Linked DNA regions of Homo sapiens: region 2 is linked to region 1. The links are chromatin contacts, found by Hi-C or POLR2A ChIA-PET in ENCODE. All regions are on one chromosome and are shown on one strand. The core of a region is the stretch at or near the end of the contact, and the rest is flanking DNA. Distances in the headings are between cores, read along the strand shown. Region 1 holds the start of UQCC2 (ubiquinol-cytochrome c reductase complex assembly factor 2). Region 2 overlaps LEMD2 (LEM domain nuclear envelope protein 2).

Region 1 (5,023 bases), core at 1,467-3,966:
CCATGAGTTGCATCTGCAGCTGGGACTCAAACCTGTGTGGGCCTTTGACTGATCAGAAACGATTGCCCTAGGTGATGACAACTCCGAAAGAGAAAACTCTTTCCTCCTTTGCTGGCTCCTCTTACACTAACAATCAAGCAAGTGAATGTTACGCTCTCTCACCTCCCCAAGGATGGAGCCGCTGACTGCTCAACTGTAAGCTCCTCAGTGGTGAAGGCCAGGTTATGGCCTTCCTCCATAGATCCTGCAATTTCCCAAACATGGTAAGCTCTCAAATCAATTCTCACCACTCAGGACACACAAATATTCCTTTCTCACTCTTCACAACTTCTCTTCATCTAGTTCTGCTACATCTGAAACTATATTCAAATTATCTTTGTCTCATGAGCCACAACCAATTATTTACTTATCCATTCAGACATTTACTGAGTGTTTTTTTATGGGCCAAGAACTAGCTAGACACTCGTAGGGGAGAGAGGGAAAGATAAAAATGGCATCATCTCTATTTTCAGGAAGCTCATACTAAAAATATGCAGGGAGTACAGCTTTAGAAAGTTCACGGGTTTGTAGAATTGGGACTAGATAAGATTCTTGCCTTAAAGATCTTTACACTTTGGGCCAGTGAAGACCACCATGAATAATGTGAGGGCCCTGGGTATCGTATAACCTGGGCCAGACACTCCCCAGGCTGCCAGCCAATCAGCAGTACAGTCACAATGATGCCACTGGGCGTGCTCCTGCTCCTTTAGGTGGGCTGGCTTGGCTCTGTTTCGGGCTAAGCTGAAAAAAAAAAAACCCATGTTCCTTCTGTAACAAGTCTTGGCCAAGTTTCACAAGTCATTTCTTCAGACTGTGTGTATATGCATCTCATTATCTCATTTCATTTCTGGTCTCTTGCCCGAGCCCCAGGCTCAAATATAGCACTGCCTACTTGACATTGCCACTTGGAAATCAGTGTACTTGGCATCTCAGGTTTAACCTGCTTAACACCGAACTCGAGATATTCTTCCTACACTTCACCTATTCCTACCTCAGTAAATGGCACCATCTTAGACCTAGATGCCCAGGCCAAAAAATATCTAGGTGCTATCTTTGGTTCCTCTCTTTTCCTTTATCCCACATCCCATATATCAGCAAGTCCTGCTGACTCAACCTGCGCATAACCTGAATCCAACCACTTCCATCTTCTGTGCTGCCGTCCTCATCCAACCCCCCACCATCTGTCGCTTATAGTACCATAATCGGCTTCTCTCCAGCCTCTTTTTTTGTTATTGCCCCCTATAGCCCACTCACCACATACAACCAGAATAGTCTTTTAAAAAGTAAATTAGGGCACATCAGTCCCCTCACTAAACATCCCCAGTGACTTCTCACTGGCCTTATAATGAGGTCTAAAGCTAATCAGAACAGATAATATCCTACTGTGCCTGGCTCCGGACCTTCACCTTAGCAAACTCCACCTTACTTACTACCCTGCAGCCATTCTGGCTTTCTTTCTGTCCTCAAACATGTCAATCTGCCTCCTGCCTCTGGACATGTGCAGTGTCTGGAATGTCCTTCCCGCCAAGTGTACATGGCTGGCTCATCCTCTTGCCTTAGGTCTCACCTATGTGTCATCTCCTCAGAAAGGCCCCACTAATAACATTACCCTTTTATCACGCTACCCTATTTTCTATCGATCACAGTACTTATCTGTCTTACGTACACTTACCTGCTTATTGTGTCCTGAACTACAATGTAAAACTTCATGCGGGCAGGACTTCACCTGTTTAACACTGCTGTTTCCCTAGCACCGTTCCAGGCATATGGTAGGTGCTCAATAAATACGAGCTATATGAATGAATGAATCCCAGAGCTGCAGCGCCAACCTGGAGGAAAGCAAGAACATAGGCCTACTACTCACACACAGCTGCGTGAGCTGAGGACCCAAACCTGCTGCACAGGCTTACAGGGGCTCAGGAAGAACGCAAACGCTTAGCGGGGACCTGCAGAGTTAACTGGGGATTAGCTCAGTCAATACACAACACTGCGAAATAATGAGGTAATGCTACCGTGACAAGGAAGCAAAAAGCTGAGGCTGTCACCAGCTGCCACTGGTGGTGTGGGTCTCAACTCTCTCTGCACCTTGAATCACCTGGAGAGCTTTTAAAACTCTGAGGTCAAGACCCCACCCCTAGAGATTCTGCATTTGAAGTTTTTGTTTGTTTTTTGATTTGTAGAGACGGAGTCCCACTATGTTGCCCAGGAGGTCATCCTGGGCTCAAGCGATCCTCCCGCCTCGGCCTCTCAAAGAGTGCTGGAATTATAGGTGTGAACCGCCGCACCCGGCCCATCTGGAGTTTAAAAAAAGCTTCTTCGGCAATTCCAAGGTGCAGCCGGGGGAGAGCGCTGAATACAACGGGCGTCGCTATCAGTAGCTCCCTGGGGGAAAAAGGGGGTCCGCGCTCACGTGCTGCCTGGAAAGAGGGCGCGCGCATGCGCAGATCCCCCTGCTAGCGCGCTCGTTGGCCCCGCCCCTGCCTCGTCCTTTCCTCCCCTCGTCCCAGCCGCCTCCCCGCCGGTCACCTGGGTATTCTCTCCCTCCCGAAAGGCCTGTGCTACCCGCTGTCGCAGGTAAGCGCCCAAGTCCCGGCCCCGTTTGGTCTCGTCCACTGGCCATTCCTCACAGAGCTTAAGAAAACGCCGGTACCGGCTGGCCGCCATCTTGGGCCCCGCGTGTTCCCGCCTTAGCGGGAGGAGTCGGCGCCGACGAATGGCGCTTGCGCACTAAGCCTCGCCGCCTGCCTTAGGAGTGGAGCGGGAGGCCGGAGTGGGCATGCGCGACTTTGTAGGCGCACCGCTACTCTCCGTGTAGGGGCGCTGCTCGCCTTTCTCTGCAAGCCGAGCTAATTCAGTCTTCGTCCTCCTGGAACCGGCCCAGCTCCCAGGGGCAAGGCGGACGTGGAGTACCCCAGAGACAGCTTTGCGTCTCTTTTTCAATGACTGCACAAGCTTGAGACTAAAAAACCCTCCCCCGAGGCCTCCGCTGTTTTGCATAAACCAATATATTTGCATGTAAATACAGGTTACTGGATGAAAATATGTTTGAACGTTGTTCGTGGGTGCCCCCGTACCTGTCACTATCCCTTGGTACTCGGCCTCAATTCCTTCTTTAGTGCTTCCTAGTTCTTGTTCTTCTCTGCCCAGTCCCTGTTAGTATCCCTTCTGTTCCCCCCTTCCTACCCCTCATAAGCCAGACATTTTTCTCTGGGAGGCGCAGGTTTTCTAGCATGAGCAATGCCAACTGTGTTGATTCAGACTAGAAAAACTTTTTTTTTCTTTACAATTTATTATTTTGTATTGTGGTAAAATACACATAACAAAATTTACTATCTTAACCATTTTTTTTAGACAAGGTCTTGCTATGTGGCCCATGCTGGTCTCAAACTCCTGGGCTCAAGTGATCCTCCCACCTTGGCCTCCCAAAGTGCTGGGATTACAGGTGTGAGCCACCACACCTGGCCTTAACCTTTTATTTATTTATTTATTTATTTTGAGATGGAGTCTTGCTCTGTGGCTCTGTCGCCCAGGCTGGTGTTCAGTGAATGGCGCAACCTCCGCCTCCCGGGTTCAAGTGATTCTCCTGCCTCAGCCTCCCAAGTAGCTGGGACTACAGGCGCCCGCCATCATGCCTGGCTATGTTTTGTATTTTTAGTAGGGACAGGGTTTTACCATGTTGGCCAGGCTGATCTCGAACTCCTGACCTCAGGCGATCCACCTGCCTCGGCCTCCCAAAATGCTGGGATTACAGGCGTGAGCCACGGTGCCCAGCCAGCCATTTTTAAGTGTACAGTTCATGGGTATGAAATAGCACTGAATAATGTTGTGCAGCCATCGCACCATCTCCGTAACTCTTGTAAAACTGAAACTCCATACTCATTAAACAATAAATCCCCATTTCCCCCTCTCCCCCCAGCCCCTGGCAACGACCATTCTATTTTGTCTGTATGATTTTGACTACTCTAGGTACCTCATGTAAGTGGAATCCTGCAGTATTTTTGCAACTGGCTTATTTTGCTTAGCATAATATTTTCACTTCAAGGTTCATTCATTTTGTAGCATATGTCAGAATTTCCTTCCTTTTTAAGGCTGAGTAATATTCCGTTGCATGTATATACCACATTTTGTTTACACATCCATTGATAGACACTTAGGTTGCCTCCATGTTTTAGCTCTTGTGAATAATGCTGCTATGAACATGGATGTACAGACATCTCAAGACCTTGCTTTCAATTCTTTTGGTATATACCCAGAAGCGGAATTGCTGGATCATATGGTAATTCTATTTTAAGTTTTTTGAGGAACTGCCATACTGTCTTCCACAGCAGCTGCACCATTTTGCACTCCCACCACCGGTGCACAAGGGTTCCAATTTCTCCACATCCTTACCAACATTTGTTATTTTCTGGTTTTTTGATAGTAACCATCATAATGGGTGAGGGCTGTATCTCAATGTAGCTTTGACTTGCATTTGTCTAATGATTAGTGATATTGAGTATCTTTTTATGTGCTTATCAGCCATTTGTATATCTTCAGAGAAATATCTATTCAAGTCCTTTACCTGTTTTTAATCGGGTTTTTTTTTTGTTGTTGTTGTTATTGAGTTTTAGGAGTTCTCTGTATATTCCAGATATTACTCCCTTCACAGCTATGTGATTTCAGAATATTTTCTCCCATTAAAATGTGTTTGTTTTATCAAGTCTTCTCTTATATGTCTCTAGCTACATCACCATGTGGACTAATTTTTGTTCTCAAAAGACTGTCCCACCATCTGCATTTTTCATAAGAAAGCCTCAGCCCCCCGTATATCTCCACTATCCTGTATTTAGCCAAGACCATCCAATGTGTACAAAACTTTGCTTCCTCCAAACCTTTTCCTTCTTGCCTTACCTACATTTTAAAGGTGAATCTAGGAGAGTCCTGCCTTCAAGAAGTTGATGGCCAAGTCTGGGAATGTGTACATAACCAGGACACAAAGTTACAG
Region 2 (5,023 bases), core at 1,162-3,661, 57 kb after region 1:
ACTACTCTGTATATGAGCTGTTCCTATCCCTCAGGGTTGCCCCCAGTTCCCACAATACCTCTTGGATGCTCATTCTGGGTCCAGTGTAGAATGTCCTTCCCCTCCCACCTGGGGTCTGCGTACCCAGGGTTTGCCCTGGGTGCTCTCCTTTGCTCTGCAATGCATATCTCCCCTCTCCTCTTCTGCTCCCAGTGCCCATCCCTTCCTTTGAGGGTTGCTCCTCTTCCCTGTGCCCTTATGATTCTGACCAGCCGCCAAGCATGGTTCTGTGCCCTGACCCAACGGAGGCACGGGGCTCGGTCCTCCCCCGCCTGTGCCCCACCATGGTGCTCCATCCCAGGGATTGGTTGGGAAGTGGGTCCCTCCTTCGTCTCATATGTGTCCTCTAGAAGGGACCTCTAGAAAATGTGGCTCATGCCCAGGACCTGATACTTCCCCTGCCCCTGGGTGGAGCTTCTCTGAGGCCTGCCACCCTGCCTCTAGTGGATTGGTTTACGTGAGCCAGCACATTCACCTTGTGCTGAAGTTTGTCTGAGTTGTGTTTCTGGGGGATCTTGTCCATTCTTGTGTTAATTATCTATTGGGAGTAACAGTCTACCCCCAAACTTAGTAGCTTCATGGTATAACATTTCATAAAAACTTCACACACACACACACACACACACACACACGCACGCACACACACACAAAATTGTTGAAACCCAGATACGGCCTGCACCTAAGTTAATAGGATTGTATCAAGGTCAGTTTCCTTGTTTTGATAGTATGTTGTGGTTATGTGGGATATTATCATTGGGGGAAGCTGGGTGAAGGGTACACACGAACTCTCTGTACTATTTTTGCATCATCTTGTGAGTCTTAAACTATTTCAAGTTAAAAAGTAATAATAGGAATTTGGTGGCATAAGACAACCATTATTTACTTATGCTTCCACCCTTTGGGCAGTGTGTGGTGGGAACAGCTTATCTTTTCACATGGTGCATCTGGGCTGGTACAGAGTAGCTGCACTCACGCATCTGTTGTGTCAGCTGGGATGCTGGAACGGTGGGGCTGGCCAGGCATCTCTCCCCACAAGGCATCTCCAGCTGGGCAGCTGGACCTCTTTCTATGGAGACTCAAGGCCTAAGAGGGCAAAAGGGGAGGCAACGAGGCCTCCTGAGGCCTCAGACCGGAGCTGGCCAGTGTCCTTCTCACCACATTCCACTGGTCAGTGCAGTCATGGGGCCAGCACAGATTCAGGGGAGACAAAATAGACTCCACTTCTTGATGAAAGGAGTGGCAAGGAACGTGTGGCATCTTCAACCCACCGCCATTGCCAAGTATGTCAGAGACTTCTGAGTTTGTCAGCTGAGATCTAGTCCAACTTTCTCACTTGGGATGAGGAGATGGCAGCTGGAGACAGGAAGAGGGTCAGCCACATGGGAAGTGTCATGGACTTAGGGACAGAGCTGGACTTCCAGCCAGGGCTCATCCACCCTCACCCCATCCAAGCCCTCAGCTCCACGGGTGGGACAGCCTCACCAGCCTGGCATAGCTGCTGGATTCTGTTTTGCACATGTTGGTGTTTGCAATCAGAAAGTTCAGCGGTCCTTCCAGTGTGCTTAAATTAGTCCCCATGAAAACCAAATCATTTCATTTGCAGAGAAGGGCTTAATTGCAAGGGGAACGAGGCAAAGGGAATTCTGTTGCCTGTTTTCATTGAAGAAAATTACTGTACTTTCCTCTGTCTCCTTACTAAACAGAAGCAGCTTAGAAATTGGGCTGTAATCATCAGTGATACCTCCTTTACCCTTTCTTCTCAGAGGTTGTTGTTCAGCTCTTTCCCTGTTCCAAGACTGTACTCGGGACTGTTCCTACTTATCTGCCCGGCCAGGGCAGCCCAGTCCTGGTCCCTTAGTGGGTAACGCTTTCACGGTTTGCAATATAGCCATCCGTCCCTGGAATCTCACCACACCTTCACGATGCTGAGACAATCACCCTGACTTCATGGAGGAGCCTCAGTGATGAACTGGGCCACACTCTTGGCAGGAAGAAACATCCCATCACTTTCTTTAGAAACCAAGTTAAACCTGCTTCAAGCTCTCACTCACAGGGCTGGTGAGAAGTCATGTTTTAGAGGGCCTTCCTGGCCAGCGTCTTATACAAATCCTGGAGTTTGTGTGGTTCTGTGCCCGGCCTCTAGACCATCTTCACCACGGCTTCTTCTGTCATGTGGTGCTGGGGGCTAGGCAGGTCCTCGGGGCTCCCCTGGCTGTTCCACTCAAGGAAATGCAAGTAAACACAGCTGCTCCTGGCCAATTTGTCTGGCTAGTCTGGGAGACTTGTCCCATCTCATACAGTCCAGCCTGGTCCCCTCTGTGGTCAGAACAAGGCTGCCTTCCCAGAGATAGCCTGCAGGGGGCGGGGTGTGTGCTGCAAGGCAGTGGGAGGGCTGGGGCTGTGGCAGATCAGAGTCACTCAGATTGGAAAAAGAAACACGAGTAAACAAAACCAGCCTGAAAGGAAACTGGAGGAATCCAGACGTTAGAAACTCAGTGCCAGGTTGGGCACGGTGGCTCATGCCTGCAATTCCAGCACTTGGAGAGGCCAAGGCAGGAGGATTGCTTGAGCCCTGGAGTTTGAGACCAGCCTGGGCAACGTAGTAAAACCCTGTCTCTACAAAAAGACAAAATTAATCAAGCATGGTGGCATGTGCCTGTGGTCCCAGCTACCCGGGAGGCTGAGGTAGGAGGATTGCTTGAGTGACGGAGGCTGCAGTGAGCTGTGATTGCACCATTGCACTCCAGCCTGGGCAACAGAGCGAGTCTGTCTCAAAAACAAAACAAAAAAACCTCATTGCCAGGTTCTTCTCCTTCTGGGATCGAGGTTTCCATTAATCTATTTCTTGAATATTTATTGAGTGCCTCCTGTGGGCCTGGCAGTGTTCTGATTGCTGGGGACACAGCAGTGAATGAGCCAGACAGAGGCTTGTGTAGTAACTCACCTAGATACAGGGATAAAGTGATTTGCCCAAGATCCCAGCCACTGAAGGCCAGAGCTGGTCCTGAGGATGCTGAGCCCTAGGCCTCCACCCCCACCCGTGTGCAGCGTCACTCCTGGGAAAACATGGGGGCGCCAGGTGGCATGGTGCCCACGGGGTCCTCCCACCTGCCCTCATCCCTTGCCTCTGTGTCCCTGCACATCATGGGACCCTCTGTTCAGACTCTCTGCTTGTGTCTAGAACTTTCTCTGGGGATGGGTGGAGAGGCTGGCCTGGCTGCCCGGGGAGGACTGTTTTGGAACAGTTGGGTGACTTAACTGTATAACCGCTCTCCCGCGCCTTCCTTTTGGGGGAGACCGACAGGATAATGGATTTGAGTCCACACACCTGCCTCAGCAAAGGGATTTTTTTTTTTTTTGAGGCTCAAAGTCAATGGTGTATTAATTAAGGGGGAACAGCTGCTACCGCAGCTCTTATGATAAGTCAGTGACAAATGGCCATGTTTACCATCTTCTTGAGTCGAGACTCCGGAAGGTGGCCTGGAGCTCCTTGGTGGATGTCCATGGCTGAGATTTGTGGGGTACAGCCTCCCCTTCCCTGCCCCTGAAGCTTCTTTATCGGTGTCCACTGTGGCCCGAGAGGGCCGTCTGTCACCGAGAAAAGACAGGTCTGCAGCCCAGGGAGCTCTCTGAAGGGATTTGGGCAGAGAAACTGGGATCTCAGCAATCACTCCAGCCCACAGATGCCCTTGGACAAACCCACCGCCCCATACTGTCCCTTGTGAAATAAGAGCTGCTTGAAAGGGGACTTGGCCCTGAGAAGCTGAGGAAGGTGGAAAGCCTGCTCTGAAATGTCTGCAGCCTGAGTGAGGCCGAGGACACACCTCGGGGCCTCTGCGCCAAGGCGCTCTGTGTTCCAGAAAGGAAGAAGCTGGGCTGGCAGGGGCCTTTTGTTATTTAGTTTATTTTGATCTCGCTCCTGCTCTCCAAACAGCTTCACAGAAATAGAGCCTTGCATTAGCTCCCTTCTCGGCTTAAAACAAAACGTGGCAGAGGGAAAGTCTTTCATGAGGAACAGAAAAGGGAAAGACAGGCTCATTTTTTCCCGAGTTGCGTTTCCAGGTCCTTTGACTATGGACCCAACTGTGTGACTCTAGTGACGAGGATAACAGGCTGGTGCTCACTGTGAACGGGAAAGGTGACCACAACAGCCCACAAGCCCCATGGGGCATGGCAGGACTGGCTGCCTTCTTGGGGTGACTGACCTTGGGGCCTCTGCAAAAGGAAGGACAGCAGTGAGATCCAGAAGCACACTCAGCAGCCCTGGCAAGGGAACCCTCATGTGCCTGCCAGACCGCATGGGTGGGCAATGAGTGGGCTTCCCTATGGTTGGGCCTCAGAGGAGACAAAGAAGTCGGCCTCATGAAGGGACGCTACCAGCTGCTGGGAAGCCCCATCCAACCTCACCCTGTTCTTTCTTCCTCCTCCTCCCAGGGCTGGTGCTGAGCACCTGAGGGGAACCTCTGGGTCTTGAGGGGAGGCAGAAATGGAGCCAAAGGAAAAAGGCCCCACTAGCCCCCACTTCTGGCCACCCACTGGGACCAAGGAGGCACCCTGCATGCTGCAATCCTCATAGCCACTCTGTAAGACAGGGTCATCACACGTTACAAATGTGGAAACTGAGGCTGTGAGAGTTATGCAGCTTACTCGAGAACTGGTCACTGGGTGGCAGAGGCCAGAGGTCTGGGAGGAACTGCAGAGCCCACGTCCTGCTGTCTCTCCCACCTTCCCTTCCAGCCACCTCCCAGAGCTGGTGCTTAAGGAGTCCACACATTGCCATTCCTTAGACATAGCTTTGGGGGAAGGGAAAGAACCATGGGCAAGAAACATCCGTTTTTAATAAATAGTTTATTCATCCAGCAGTTTCAGCCCTGATACTGAAGCCTGTTGCGGTGTTTCTTATTTTTCTGGCTGGAGCCTGATTATGAGAACATGGCCTCACCACGGGGCCAGCGCTCAGATTCCTGCCCTGCCGATCATCCAG

What was found. Hi-C counts contacts between places; a loop is a spot of excess contacts on that map. ChIA-PET counts read pairs that join two places held with the same protein, here RNA polymerase II (POLR2A). Pooled maps may share reads with other maps.
Region 2: a loop to region 1 is called in a map of gastrocnemius medialis, with 2.7 times the contacts of the local background. The contact joins the enhancer-like site here to the promoter of UQCC2 in region 1. A Hi-C loop is called at or near these places in 65 of 168 maps with a recorded cell type or tissue (A673, CD4-positive, alpha-beta T cell, CD4-positive, alpha-beta memory T cell and 35 more), 22 of 37 single-sample maps with no recorded cell type and 43 of 50 pooled maps. POLR2A ChIA-PET finds 5 or more read pairs at or near these places in 24 of 52 experiments (A673, AG04449, AG04450 and 20 more).

The regions. Positions count from the first base shown.
Region 1 is chr6:33,708,984-33,714,006 of GRCh38, forward strand. UQCC2 (ubiquinol-cytochrome c reductase complex assembly factor 2) reads right to left here and starts at 2,717. Exons shown (of 4, transcript NM_032340.4): 1 at 2,566-2,717. The coding sequence starts at 2,703. LOC124901304 (a long non-coding RNA gene) reads right to left here and starts at 2,466. Exons shown (of 3, transcript XR_007059548.1): 1 at 2,325-2,466; 2 at 1,712-1,868; 3 at 596-780. RefSeq lists enhancers at 1,313-2,210, 2,237-2,286.
Region 2 is chr6:33,766,345-33,771,367 of GRCh38, forward strand. LEMD2 (LEM domain nuclear envelope protein 2) reads right to left here. Exons shown (of 9, transcript NM_181336.4): 9 at 4,869-5,023. Among named protein-coding and RNA genes, the nearest start is that of LEMD2, 20 kb to the right of the region's middle. RefSeq lists an enhancer at 3,432-3,966 and a silencer at 3,808-4,102. Within about 2 kb of position 2,412, at least 4 of the 41 ENCODE cell types and tissues checked have a DNase peak (open chromatin) inside an H3K27ac peak, as active enhancers do; they include gastrocnemius medialis and prostate gland, where a contact is called at or near this core.